Linked DNA regions of Homo sapiens: region 1 is linked to region 2. The links are chromatin contacts, found by Hi-C or POLR2A ChIA-PET in ENCODE. All regions are on one chromosome and are shown on one strand. The core of a region is the stretch at or near the end of the contact, and the rest is flanking DNA. Distances in the headings are between cores, read along the strand shown. Region 1 has its middle 120 kb from the start of TM2D1. Region 2 holds the start of TM2D1 (TM2 domain containing 1).

The links. Hi-C counts contacts between places; a loop is a spot of excess contacts on that map. ChIA-PET counts read pairs that join two places held with the same protein, here RNA polymerase II (POLR2A). Pooled maps may share reads with other maps.
Region 1: a loop to region 2 is called in a map of ascending aorta, with 1.9 times the contacts of the local background. The contact joins the enhancer-like site here to the promoter of TM2D1 in region 2. A Hi-C loop is called at or near these places in 1 of 168 maps with a recorded cell type or tissue (ascending aorta) and 2 of 50 pooled maps. POLR2A ChIA-PET finds 5 or more read pairs at or near these places in 2 of 52 experiments (HepG2 and activated T-cell).

What each region holds. Positions count from the first base shown.
Region 1 is chr1:61,604,207-61,608,032 of GRCh38, reverse strand. No RefSeq gene overlaps it. Among named protein-coding and RNA genes, the nearest start is that of TM2D1, 120 kb to the left of the region's middle. RefSeq lists an enhancer at 693-1,892. Within about 2 kb of position 1,437, at least 15 of the 41 ENCODE cell types and tissues checked have a DNase peak (open chromatin) inside an H3K27ac peak, as active enhancers do; they include ascending aorta, where a contact is called at or near this core.
Region 2 is chr1:61,723,891-61,727,534 of GRCh38, reverse strand. TM2D1 (TM2 domain containing 1) reads left to right here and starts at 2,394. Exons shown (of 7, transcript NM_032027.3): 1 at 2,394-2,578. The coding sequence starts at 2,415. RefSeq lists enhancers at 1,719-2,404, 2,053-2,712, 1,749-2,948, 2,405-3,092.

The sequences.
Region 1 (3,826 bases), core at 188-2,687, 120 kb after region 2:
TCTCAATTCAAAAGACAGTGAAAATTATAATAATAATGCCATAAATTATAACTGTAATAATAATTTTATTTTGTAAGTAATATTTATCGAGCACTCACTATATACTAGACTCTATGCCAAGCACATTTGTAGATTAGTTTATTTAATTTTTATAACAACACTTTTAGATAAGTTTATTATTTTTCTGTTTTTATAGACGTGAAATTTAAGGCACAATCATGGGATGGCAGTCTGATTCTTAACCATGGCTTCATGCAATCTGGGAGTGAAAACACTGCACGGATTCCCTCAGCTGTAGATGGAATCAGTTGTAAATGGGATCTGTCCTCAGGCGATTAGAGCAGCTAGCCCAAGTTTTCTTGGTTACAAGGGAAAGGCTTCTGGCGCTCACCTCGATTTTGTGATTTTTCATGTGTGTAAATGATAAGAATCTACTAGATTTTCTCCTAGAGCACATTTGTTCCATTAGTATTATCACCTTGGCCTGCTTTGTGTTTGAAAAATCAGTGACATCCTGTTGTAAGCTTTCATCTTGCTTCCCTCATATGAAATCGTACTCAGAGCAGCGAGGCATTTGAAAGCAATGAACTTCAGGGAATTGTCTAGGCATCTGGGAATAACAAAGCCTTCGTGAAATATTCTCACTGCCCGTGGGCTATGTGAGCCCCAAATGCATCACACCCTTTACAAGGGAGCCTCTTCCTTGCCTGGCAGAACTGAGATCCGCTCCAAGAACACTTCCTTGACTCTAGCTGGTGCCCACTGGTGCTCTATTGGTGGTTCCAAAACCTCCTCTTTCAGAGGCAGAAAGAAGCTCATGGTTCCACGGTGGGGTGCCAAGTACTTCACCCCACTGCTACGTACTTGACCGCATGGAGATGAATTTCAGGAATATCTGCTAGGAAAGAAAGACAGGACCTCATGCTGAGAGAAAAAGTCCCCCAAGTTGAGTTGGCGCTCTGGAAAACAACTGGATATGTCATTAGTCTTTATTACAGTTTCCACAGACTAAAAAAATTGTTTATAAAACAAAAGCAGCCTACAATTTGGTATGGTAACATTTTTTAGAATTTTGTTTTTGCACAGCAGAAAACAGGGCCGATGTGGTCATGGTGGAAATGAAGCCAGTTCTGTTACCCCAAAGCACCTCTCCTAAAACACTAATCTGAGTAAGCCAGGCCCGACGTTGCCAGGAACAGCCGGCAAGGCTCTTTGGAGAGACTTCCGGGACAAAACGCTCCAAACAACCACAGCAAAGCCCCACACCATGCAACAACTTGTACATGGCACACCCAGGCTCTGATGGCTCACATTTTTAGAAGTAGAAGAAAATCTACCAGTTCCCCTCCTTTCTTCCATTCCAGTGGGAGTTAATCACAGTTGTTATTTCCTGGACAGTATCTTGGTATACATGATTCTCGCCTTTCCTCTACCACGAAGACGTCCTAGGCAAATGGAGACATCTCTCTTGTTTGCAGTTCTTTGGTTCTCAGTCAGTGAAATATGCCAAGTGAAACATCCAAGTTTCCTGCTCGATGCTTTGGGCCAGATCATGTGAAAACTAAAGAAAATCCATGTTTCCTGGCTTGGAGAACAAGAGTAACCAGCTACTTATTAATCGCAAAGGAAGTGTTACAAAAAGGTTAGACTCATGGTGAGAAAGCAAAACTGTTTAGGAAATCTATTAAAATTTGGGGGTTGGGAGACCTCCTTTTGGTTTTTTCTTCATTTTCCATGTGACTAGAATAATTTATTTTTCCCTTTCCTGTCATTCTGAAATTAAATTCAGAAGTGCCTGCCGCAAGCAAGAAATTTTAGGGAACGTTCTTATATTTTAGAGGCTACTGTACTTTGGAAACTATTTGGATAGTTCTTACACCTATATTTTCTCAGGAAAATAAAAATAGATTCTTCATTTGTCTGATTCATTCAATGGCATGATGACTCAGGGCTGAACAAGGACAGACAAGTCTCTTGCCCTCAGCAATTTGTATGTTATAAGTGGGGGAGATATACAATCAACTTGTAAATTCAAAAATCTATAATTTAATTTCCAACAGCAATAACACTTTAAGGAAAAATAAGGCACTATATTAAGATAAGGATATAGAAAATGAATAGGTAAGGTGATTAGAGAAGACTTCTTGGAGGAGAAGATACCTGAGCAGAAAGACTGGAAGGAGTGAGCCATACATAGTTCTAGAGGAAAGGCATTCCCTAGACAGGCAAAGCCAGTGGCTGATGCCAGTGTGGAAGGGGAAGTGGTGGTGTTTGAGATTAGAAAGGTAAGCAGAGACCAAAGCCTGTAGGCTCCCGTTTAGCATGACAAGGCATTTATATTTTATTCCAAGTGTCATGGGAAGCTTTCGGGAGACTTTGTTTATTGTTAACTTGTTCTCTACTCAGTTCCAAAAAGAGGTAGAAATACTTTTATTTATTTATTCAGCAATTATTTATTGAGTATTAACCATATATCACCTGGGTTCAGTGCTAAAAGAGTTGTGACCTCTGTAACCAAATGACAGAATAAGAAAATAACATGAACAACTAGAAAAAAGTAGAATGTGGAAAGTTCCAGAAGAGAGGGAAAAATACTACTACTACTACTACTACTACTACTAATAATAATAATAATAATAATAATATAACAAGAACATGAACTACAAATATCAATGGAGTCCTTTTTGTGTATTCGGTACTCTATGTATTATCTCATAATGACTCAGTGTCTTATGTACTATTATTATTATTCTCTGAAGTCAGAAAAGCAAAGTAATACTATAGGTTAGAAAGTGAACAAGTCAAGAAGTCAGGATTTGAATCCAGGGTTGTCTGATTCCAAAGCACAAGGTTGACCAACTTAGAGGAAGGAGCTAACGAGATAAGCAATTGTGTTCTCCAATATTTCCTGAAAATAACAATGATCCTAAGTTTGGGAAACTCAATATGTATAGCTGCTGCTCATAGGAATAAAATATTTTATCTACTGCATGGGGGCCAGATTGATTTCAGGTATATATTCCAAAATTAAACAAGTATGGCATTGTAAAGATGAGTATTAATTTCTTTAAAAAATGATTACAAAACATTGCAAGGAAAACCGCCCACAAACTGTTATTTTTACTTCATGAAGCATGTTGCAATCTGTAATAACTGTGTCCTTTTTGTCCTTTCCTCATTTTTTTCTTTCCTCCCCCACTGTACTGTAGTCACCATAAGGGTAAAAACTAGGTCTTTCTTCCCCATGGTATCTCCAGAGCCTAACACAGTGCCTCAAACACAGTAGGGGCTCAATTACTATTTGTTGGATGAATGAATGAATGAAACTTCATTTCATTTCTTTGCAAGGCCTGCTTTTACTGCCATGTGGCACTCCAGATAGCATGCAGAGATGGCAGAGAGACTAATAAACACCTGAGGTATTTTGCGATTCATGGCTGACCAGTGCTGACCCTTTATTTAATTAAATCTTTCACTTGTGAGTGAATCATTTCTTCCATTAATTAAAATAGGATACACATGTGTCTCTGTAAAGTATGTGTCAAAAGAAAGCATTCCACCTAAAATATACAGGAGGCGCTGACCACCACGGCGAGTCATCCATCATAATCTGCTAAAAAGATGGGCTCTGGAATTAGAACTAACACAATCATCTTTTATGCCCTCAAAAATATTAGTTGCAGCTTCTCAACCAATCTATCAGCTCCTGCATTAATATAAGGAGGAATGCATAGGGTGAAGCCATAAGAGAACTGTTTAGTTTGGAGGGCAGAGCATGCCCCCCAGCACTCCAGGAATGCCATCATCTCTAATAACTGCTTGGAGC
Region 2 (3,644 bases), core at 1,145-3,644:
TGGCTCACGCCTGTATTCCAGCACTTTGGGAAGCCAAGGCGGGCGGATCACGAGGTCAGGAGTTCGAGACTAGCCTGACCAACATGGTGAAATCCTGTCTCTACTAAAAAATACAAAAATTAGCTGCGCGTGGTGGCGTGCGCCTGTAATCCCAGCTACTCAGGAGGCTGAGGCAGGAGAATTGCTTGACCCCGGGAGGCAGAGGTTGCAGTGAGCCAAGATCGTGCCACTGCACTCCAGCCTGGATGACAGAGCGAGACTCCATCTCAAAAAATAGCAGCGGGGCGTGGTGGTTCATGCCTGTAATCCCAGACCTTTGGGAGGCTCAGACGGGTGGATCACCTGAGGTCGGAAGTTGGAGACTAGCCTGATCAACATGGAGAAACCCCGTCTCTACTAAAAATACAAAATTAGCCAGGCGTGGTGACTCATGGCTGTAATTCCAGCTACTCAGGAGGCTGAGGTAGGAGAATAGCTTGAACCTGGGAAGTGGAGTTTGCAGTAAGCGAGAATCGTGCCATTGCACTCCAGCCTGGGCAACAAGAGCAAAACTCCCGTCTCAACTCCATTTCTGTCTCTAAATGAATGAATGAATAAAGCATAGTAATGCTACAAAGTTGTTTTATTATGAAAATTTTAGGGCCAGGCGCCGTGGCTCGCGCCTGTAATCCCAGCACTTTGGGAGGCAGAGGCGGGTGGATCACCTTAAGTCATGAGTTCGAGACCAGCCTGCTCAACATGGTGAAACCTCGTCTCTACTAAAAATACAAAAATTAGCTGGGCTGGTAGTGGGCGCCGTAATCCCAGCCTTTCCGGATGCTGAGACAGGAGAATAGCTTGAACCTGGGAGGCGGAGGTTGCAGTGAGCCGAGATCATGCCATTGCAGTCCAGCCTGGGCAACAACAGTGAAACTCCACCTCAAAAAAAGAAAATTTAAAAACGTAGTTTATGTTTAAATATTACTTCAAATAGTTGTATGTCTTCCAGAATATATATTCCAAAATGAGGCCAGGCACAGTGTGGCCTCACACCTGAAATCCCAGCACTTTAGGAGGCAGAGGCGGGCAGATCACTTAGGCCAGGAGTTCGAGACCAGCCTGGCCAAAATGGTGAAACCCTGTCTTTACTAAAAATACAAAAATTAGCTGAGCGTGGTGGCGCACGCGTGCAGTCCCAGCTACTCAGGAGGTTGAGGCAGGCGAATCACTTGAACCAGAAGGCAGAGGTTGCAGTGAGCTGAGATTCTGCCACTGTACTCCAGCCTGGGTGGCAGAGAGAGATTCCATCTTAAAAAAAAAAATTTACTTCTCGTAAAACATTATACCAGTGTTCTCAAAGTGGGGGTCCCTGGACTAGCAACACCCACATCCCTTGGGATCTCCTAGAAATGGAAATTATCCAGTCCCTCCCTACATCTTTTGTATCAGAAACTCTGAGTGCCGGTTCTATCATTCTGTTTTAATAACTACTACAGGTGATTCAGATGCTATTCAAAGTTTGAGAACCACCAAAGTTAGTGCTAAAGTATGGATGAAGAAGCACCACTCAAGTTCAAATTTTTATATTGTTAGACAAAAAAAAGATTAAACTTAACTTTACGAAAACATTTTTTCCTCACTGTTAAAGTTCCCCACCACAGAACTTTTAGAACATATAGAAATTTAAAAACAACAGATGGAGGAAAAAAAATCTTCAACTTTTCACTTAATCATAAACTATTTGGTTTCCTCTTGTTACAGTTTCCACCCCCCAAATTATCCCCCACCTAAATTGTCACTTTTTTTTTTTAAAAGGCGTAATGTCTCTCACAGTTTTTAAGTTCTGTTCGTGGCAGCCTTCCAAAATCCTTCTCTAAAGTTACAGGAGGACATTATGTCAATTAGTAAGAGCATAGATCTGAAATCTGGCAAACATCAATTTCATTCCGACTGAGTCACTTAGTGATTAAGGTCAGTGTGTTTCAGCGTCTTTGAGCCTTGTTCCTTATCTGTAAACCCAAAACCTATCAGGGCTAACTGCGATGATGTCAGGAAAGCATTGATTCCAACCTCTGACGCCGCTGGCACTTTCAGAGGACCGAGAAGCCTCAGCTAAGGGCGCGGGAATGAGAAGCGGGTGAAGCACCTGATTGCCTAAACCACTCGTTTCCTTCCTCCAGCACTCAAAGATTAACCTTAGCTCCTTCCAAGGGTTCGTGGGGGAAAATTCGCCTCGAGGGACTGGGTACATGCATATTTTAAAAGGGTCTCCCAATGTGATTCCACGGGCTCACGGGCAGAAGAACACGCGAAGAGACGGAACTGGCCTCTATCCTATGCGAGGTCCCTTTAAGAACCTCGCCCTGTTGCCCTTCTCCCTCCCGCTCCTGGGCGGAGGCGGAAGCGGAAGTGGCGAGAAAGTGTCGGTCTCCAAGATGGCGGCCGCCTGGCCGTCTGGTCCGTCTGCTCCGGAGGCCGTGACGGCCAGACTCGTTGGTGTCCTGTGGTTCGTCTCAGTCACTACAGGACCCTGGGGGGCTGTTGCCACCTCCGCCGGGGGCGAGGAGTCGCTTAAGTGCGAGGACCTCAAAGTGGGACAATATCCTCTGTGGAGAACACCCCCCCATGGAGGCGAGGTAGAGTTGGGGTCGCAGGTGGGTCGCTGCCGTCAGGACTGGCTAGGGCTGTACTGAGTGAAAACGATAATCTGATCTGTGGCTTCTAATGACTGAAGGATCCCTGAAGGTGAACAGAGTTGTGGAGATGGGAGGGCCAGAGGCCACCCTTTGTGATTTCCTTATGATTTTACTAGTCATTGGCGCTTCCTCTTCTGATCCACTTTTTTTTTCTTTTTTATCAGTGTGCTTACTTGTTCAGTAAAACATGTAGATCCTGAAGTATGCCAGGCCCCGTTCTAGACACTAGTAATACAAAGATGGATAGTCTCTTACCCTGGAAATGTTTGCCAACTCTTCCTAGGGGGAAGACAAGTAATAACGATCTAGCCAATGTGTTGCCCATTTATCATTAACTTTATGTATATTATGCATATTACCTCATGTCATCTTCAAACTTCATGAGATGGTAGACTGCCAGACAAATTTCTTTCTGTTTTCTTTTTTTGAGACAGGGTCTTACTCTGTCGCCCTGGCTGGAGTACAGTGGCACGATCTCAGCTCACTGCAGCCTCCGCCTCCCGGGTTCAGTCAATTCTCCTGCCTCAGCCTCCTGAGTAGCTGGGACTACAGGCATGCGCCACCACACCCGGGTAATTTTTGTATTTTTAGTAGAGACGGGGTTTACGCCATGTTGGCCAGGCTGGTCTTGAACTCCTGGTCTCAAGCGATCCGCATCCCCCTCACCATGAACCACCGCGTGGGGACTCAGTGGATAAATTTCTGTTGCACTTTGCAACCTTGGGTGACCTATTTGAACTCTGTTTTCTCATGAGTAAAAACGTGGATAATTATGGGGCAAATTTAAAGGTTTATTGTAATGTTTATGTATTATTATATTATTTGTAGAGACAGACTTCTCGTTATGTTGCCCAGGCTGTTCTTCCCAAACTCCTGGGCTCCAGTGATCCTCCTGCCTCAAGTATTACTTAGCAATACTAAAAGTATATTTGTACATATGCTTATTGACTTGGACAAACTAGCAGCCTC